Regions from separate parts of the Homo sapiens genome. Here region 2 is linked to region 1. A link is a contact called in ENCODE Hi-C or POLR2A ChIA-PET data. All regions are on one chromosome and are shown on one strand. The core of a region is the stretch at or near the end of the contact, and the rest is flanking DNA. Distances in the headings are between cores, read along the strand shown.

The links. A loop is a pair of places that touch in the nucleus more often than their neighbours do. ChIA-PET counts read pairs that join two places held with the same protein, here RNA polymerase II (POLR2A). Pooled maps may share reads with other maps.
Region 2: a loop to region 1 is called in a map of chondrocyte, with 3 times the contacts of the local background. The contact joins the enhancer-like site here to the promoter of ITGA11 in region 1. A Hi-C loop is called at or near these places in 8 of 168 maps with a recorded cell type or tissue (PC-9, Right ventricle myocardium inferior, aorta and 5 more), 2 of 37 single-sample maps with no recorded cell type and 4 of 50 pooled maps. POLR2A ChIA-PET finds 5 or more read pairs at or near these places in 2 of 52 experiments (AG04449 and AG04450).

The regions. Positions count from the first base shown.
Region 1 is chr15:68,430,809-68,433,683 of GRCh38, reverse strand. ITGA11 (integrin subunit alpha 11) reads left to right here and starts at 1,521. Exons shown (of 30, transcript NM_001004439.2): 1 at 1,521-1,669. The coding sequence starts at 1,618. RefSeq lists an enhancer at 2,361-2,875.
Region 2 is chr15:68,510,194-68,513,068 of GRCh38, reverse strand. No RefSeq gene overlaps it. Among named protein-coding and RNA genes, the nearest start is that of CORO2B, 67 kb to the left of the region's middle. Within about 2 kb of position 1,353, at least 5 of the 41 ENCODE cell types and tissues checked have a DNase peak (open chromatin) inside an H3K27ac peak, as active enhancers do.

The DNA.
Region 1 (2,875 bases), core at 272-2,771:
GAGAGGTGAGGAGAGAGAGTTAGTTCATTTGTTTGTTTGTTCTAGGGGCTCTTTTAGAAAGGCAAGAAAGCTTGCTTCCCAAAAAAACTTTTTCTTTTGTCATATTGCCCTTTCTGAAACGATGGGCTGGGAAGGGCAACATACTGATTCATTTCAGCCTGAACCGCATGCCTCCTTACACACACACACACACACACACACACACCAGGGACGGAATCACCTTCCCCGAGTCTGTGGCTGAATGGGTGAGGTGAAGATGAAGTAAAACCCAGATAGCCAACCGAAAGATAGTGAGGTTGGGAGACGAGCACAAGCCCACTTCACTTATGTGAACCTGGGTCTTCTCAAACTCCAGCTCATCTTCAGGGGCCCTGACTGAACATCACCTCCTCTGGGAAGCCCTTCCAATACCTCCCAGATAGAAAACTCTATCCTTTGTGCACCCACACACCACCTGTACTCACCCATCCATCCACCCGCCCACCTACTTTGTTCCTGGGTGTTAGGGGCTGAGTACTCCATTGTGAACCAGAGATTTCTACCCTGATGGTGTTTTCAGTCTGCACAGGAGAGAAAAGTTAAATGATCACACCAATTGATGCCTTGCTTCTCTACTAAGCACAATGAAGAGAAATGAGGGAGAGCGGGCTGGGGAATATCAGCATGTGTCTGGGACTCAACCTGGTGGGGACGGGAAGAGGGGGTGAAGGAAGCCTTTCCTGAGAAAGTGGGGGAAGGGCGCTCTGCTGTGGCTTTCCCTGCATCTTGGCCTTCCTACCCTCTGCCTCGGCTTCCTCCATTGCTGGAAAAGCCTCCACAAGCGCGGTGGAGGTCCGGGGCCTGGATTTAAAGCTCTTGAGATAAATGTGCATTGAATTTAACTACCAGTGATTAGAAGAGGGAAAGAAGGTGGCAGGGTTACAAAGAAGAGCTTCACGTTAGGTTAAGAGGGGGTGCACGGTGTCCCTGGGTGCTTTGGAATGCCTCAGGTGTGGAGGCTCAGGGAGTGGCAGTGGAGGCGAATCTGCATGTATTCCAGGGTCAGAAGAAACACTAGCCTCTACAATTCAAGCCGCAGGGTGCAGGGAGACACGGGGATGTCTTAGAATGGACCTTTGAGGGACATCCACTCACTTGGCCAAGGGAGACCTGCGTTCCAGCAGGTGTTCCTGAGCCAGCTTGGGTACCCTCTGAGTTTTGTGAATCTCTTTTCACTGGGAAATGGGAATAAAAACCACTTTTCCTGAACAGAATCTGACTGAGGCGGTGCGGTGCTACACTGGTGAGGGGGTTCCCAGGAGCGGTTCTCTGGAGTTTTCTCCAGAGGCTGACGTGGGGTTGGCGGAGAAGGAGCGCTGCACAGGCGCGTCGAGGCAGCGCGCCGCCTGCCCAGGTGGCAGAGCGGCCGAGACTGGCCCAGAGCCCGAGCCGGAGTGGTGTCCGGCGCCCCTCCCCTCCGCTCGAGCCCTCCCACTTCCTCTGAATGAGCCGCAGCTGTCAGGGAGCCCGGCGCCCCGCGCAGTGCAGGCTGCAGGCGCCGCGCCGAGGAGGCTGCCGCTCTGGCTTGCCGCCCCCCGCCGCCGCTGCACACCGGACCCAGCCGCCGTGCCGCGGGCCATGGACCTGCCCAGGGGCCTGGTGGTGGCCTGGGCGCTCAGCCTGTGGCCAGGTAGGTGCCCACCCTCTGCCTCCCCTTGCCTCTCGGAGTCCCTCCCTGGGCCCTCGGGGCTTGGATCCAGCGGCCAGGATCGGGACGCGACCCTCCTCCCAGGGTCAGACCTCAGCTGCTCTTGGGGACGTGGGTCCCCCAGGGACTGGCCCCAGTCTAGCGGTTCAGTCAAGTTTCGCTAAAGAGGGAGGTGCGAAGGCTATTGAAAGCCGGGACTCTTTGGTGTGTTTGGGAAGAGTTGAAGAGGCTTGAGTTGAAAAGCTCCCAGATCTGGTGGCCCTCCTGGGCGCCTTAGGTGCCTCCAAGGCCCATGCCGGGGTTCCCGCACGGCTGCCAGGGGCACTCGGGTGTCCCGGGAGCGCCGAGGGCGCACGGCCCCGGCTGGGGAAGGGAATCAGCGCCAAGAGAGTGTGCCCTGGCTGCCCTCCTGCCTGGCTCCGGGGAAGCATCTCAAAGTTTGGAGAGCCGGGCGCGGCGGCCCCGGAGGGCTGAAGGGTGGGGGTGAGGGCTGCGCAGAGTGCCTCCGGCCAAAGACAGAGCAAAGCCCCGGGGCGATGGCCGGTAGGCGGGGGCTAGCTCTCGTCTGCCCGGCCAGCAGCGGCGGGACACAGTCGCGCAGCGCAGGACCCCCGAAACGTTACCTGACACCCGGGGTAGGGACCCGGCATTGCCTCCCAACCCGCGCTCGGAATTATGCAATTATTCAATAATCTGGGGAAAGCCGCCGTCGCCTAGACGCGCGCCGCCGCCTAATGCACTCCAGGTGTCGGGGCGCGGCAGGAACCTCCGGCCCGAGGGGCGCGCGGCTGGGAGCGGGAAGCCAGCCCTGAGCTCTCCGCCCTAGGGTACCCTGGCCCCGGCCGTCCCACACCGGGCTCCCCGGCTCCACCCTCCACGCGGGGCGGCTGCCAGTGATGCTGTTCTGCGGAAGACGGCCAAGTGCTCCGGCAAGGGCCAGCGCCTCGGTTACTGGCCGGGTGTGGGCGCTCAACCTTGCCTCCCCTTCTGCGTGGGCTCCAGGCCCGAGCTGGGGCCAGTAGTGGGGGTCAGATGCGGTGGTAGTGGGAGAGGTGCCCTCAGGGAGCTCAGGTGGAGACCCCTATCCCGCAGCCGCTTGCCCCAGTCCCCGGGTACCACGCGAAGCAAGTCCACCCTCCTGTCGGCCTACAGAGGAGCTTCTCAGAGGGCCCATGGTTGAAAGGGCCT
Region 2 (2,875 bases), core at 104-2,603, 80 kb before region 1:
ATAAAAGCAAAAAGTAAAACAAAACAAGACGGGGATGTATTTTCCTATTGCGGTCATAACAAATTTCCACAAAATTAATGGCTTAACACAACACAAATTTATTACCTGACAAGTGCTGGAGGTCAGAAATGCAAAATCAGTTTCACTGGGCTAAGGTCAGCTGTCAGCAGGGCTGATTCCTTCTGGAGACTCTGAGAAAAAACTGGCTTCCTTGTCTTTGCCTTTCCTTGTAGAGACTGCCTGTATTTCTTGGCAGATGACCACTTTCCTCCCCTCTCTAGCCAGCAGTACTGCTTTGTCACATCTCTCCCTCTGACTCTGCCTCGGGCCTCCCCGTTATAAGAACCCTTATGATGACCTTGGGCCCGCCCAGATAATCCAGTATCATCTCCCATCCTTCACTTAATCACATCAGCAAAGTCTGTTTTGCTGTATGAATTAATACATTCCTAGGTTCCTGGACATGGAGACATTTGGGGGGCCATTATTCTGCCTACCACAAGGACCTTGCATGGATAGATAATGATGGGATCCCAGGCATCCAAGAGAGTAATTTCCTTCATTCTCTGTAGTTCAGGGTTAATAGAACAGTGCTCTGTCGGGAGGGCAGGTGTGCTGGGACAGTGTATGTTATTGGAGCCGTGTCCCTCTTGGAAGGCACAGCGTGGCTTTCCTGAGGCTGTGAAGTTTGAGCAGATCTCTGAAGGATGTGTTGGCATTTGGCAGGGCTGGGGCTGCTGGGATCGAGCCTCTCTCAAGGTCTCTGTGCTCCCAAGGCTCTTGCTGTCCCTGGGCTGCTTTGGAGGGATCATTTGCTCACAGCTCTGTCCCCACTGCTGGGCATGGACGGCTCTCAGAGGAGCTGCCGCCTCCACCTCTCCTCTTTCCCTTCCTCTTCCGTGGGCTCCTTTTCTCTGCGGGTGTGGCCTCCCAGCCCTCTCTTCTCCTTAAGGGCTGGCACCTTTGTTTCTCCCTCTCTCCTGTTTTCAACCTCTCCTCTCTATCCTGTTGGGGCTGCAACATATTCACGTCATTCTATCTCAAAGACAAACACACCAGCCTCCCTCCATTCCTCATTCTTCTCATCTCTGAATTCTCTCTCCTTCCCTCTCCAGCCCAGTTTCTGGGAGAGCTGTCTGCACACACAGAGCTCACTCCCACACTCTCCACCACAATGTGACTTATGCCCCCTGCTCTCATAATGAAATGGTTTTTGCCAAGATTACCAACGACCTCCTTGCCAATACATTCCAGGGACATATTTCTTCTCTCATCTTCCTTGGCCCCAAGGCAGCATTTGACACCGCTGGCCATTTCCACCTCGCCTGGCACTCCTTGCTGGGCTTCCATGAATGTCCCCTGTGGTTTCCCCTCCCCTTCTAGCTGCAGCTCCCAGCCTCCTCTTCCTCTGCTCATTCTGTACAATCTTATGTTCCTCAGGCTTCTGTCCAAGATCATTCTTGCATTTCCCTCTACAGAGAAGCTCCCCAGGAGCTATCTCCATGACTCCATTACTCTTTCCAGGCAAAAGATTTCCAAATCAGTATCTCCAGATAGGCCCTCCCTCTAGAACTCCAGGCCAACTCCAGATGTTCCAGCTGTTCACCCACATCCCATTTGGCTGCCCCTCGGGCGTCTCAAACTTCCCACGCCCCAGAGTGCAGCCATTATCTCCTCTTCCGGCCGCCTTGTTGCTGTATCTGAACCCCAGGAGTCCCTTTTGTTTTATTCCCTCTCCCTCTTCCCCACATCTAATCAGGCACCAGGTCTCCTCCATTCTTCTCCCTGGTGTCTCAGGAGTCACCTGCTTGCCTCCATCTTCCCTGCTGTTGCCACGGCCAGGCCTCCCTCACCTCCTGACTGCCCTCCTTGTGGGCCTCCTGACTCCACACCCTCCACCATCATCTGTGAGCATTGACTCAGGGCCAGGCCTTGTACCAGGTCTTGCTCTAGCACCGACGCATTCTCCACCTGCAGCCCCGGGATCTTTAGAAAACACAGTTCAGATCACTTCACTCCCTACTCTTGGGATGAAGTCTGAATCCTTAGTGGAGCACAATTCTAATTTCATGAGAAAGATAAAAATCAAAACTACGAATAAATCAACACAATCCTGTGACTTGTGCTAAGTATTATAAGTAAATAGGTGATGGGAAGGAGGAATGAGGGGCCACTTACCTTGTGTGGCTATGAAAGGCCTTCTGCAGGGGTGACATGTACACTGAGACCTACAAAGTAAGTGGAAGAAGCCAGCTGGGAGGGAGGGAGAAAAAAGTGGATCTGATCACAGAGAAAAACAGGAAGTGAAGAGAAAGAGAGAAGCAGGGGTGAGGGAGTTCACACAGCCCCTGACCAGTGGAAATCACAGCCGGGCTCAGAATTCCTAAGCCCAGGCCTTGGATGCTATGAGATTCAGCTGCTCTTCCTGCCCTGGGTTCCATGAGATGCCCTGTATCCTTTTAAATCCCCACCCTCATCACCGACCCTTTTGTTTGAGTTAATTTGAAGAACCGTTCCTGTGAACAAAAGGACCCAGATTAGAACACCACCCTCTTTTTAAAATATTTTATTTATTTATTTTTTGTGACGGAGTCTCACTCTGTCACCCAGGCTGGAGTGCAGTGGCGTGATCTTGGCTCATTGCAACCACCACCTCCCAGATTCAAGAGATTTTCCTGCCTTAGCCTTCTGAGTAGCTGGAATTACAGGCACCTGCCATCATGCCTGGCTAATTTTTATATTTTTAGTAGAGACAAGGTTTCACCATGTTGGCCAGGCTGGTCTTTTTTCTTTTTAATTTTTTTTTTTTTTTTGAGACAGTCTCACTCTGTTGCCCAGGCTACAGTACAGTGGTGTGATCTCAGCTCACTGCAAC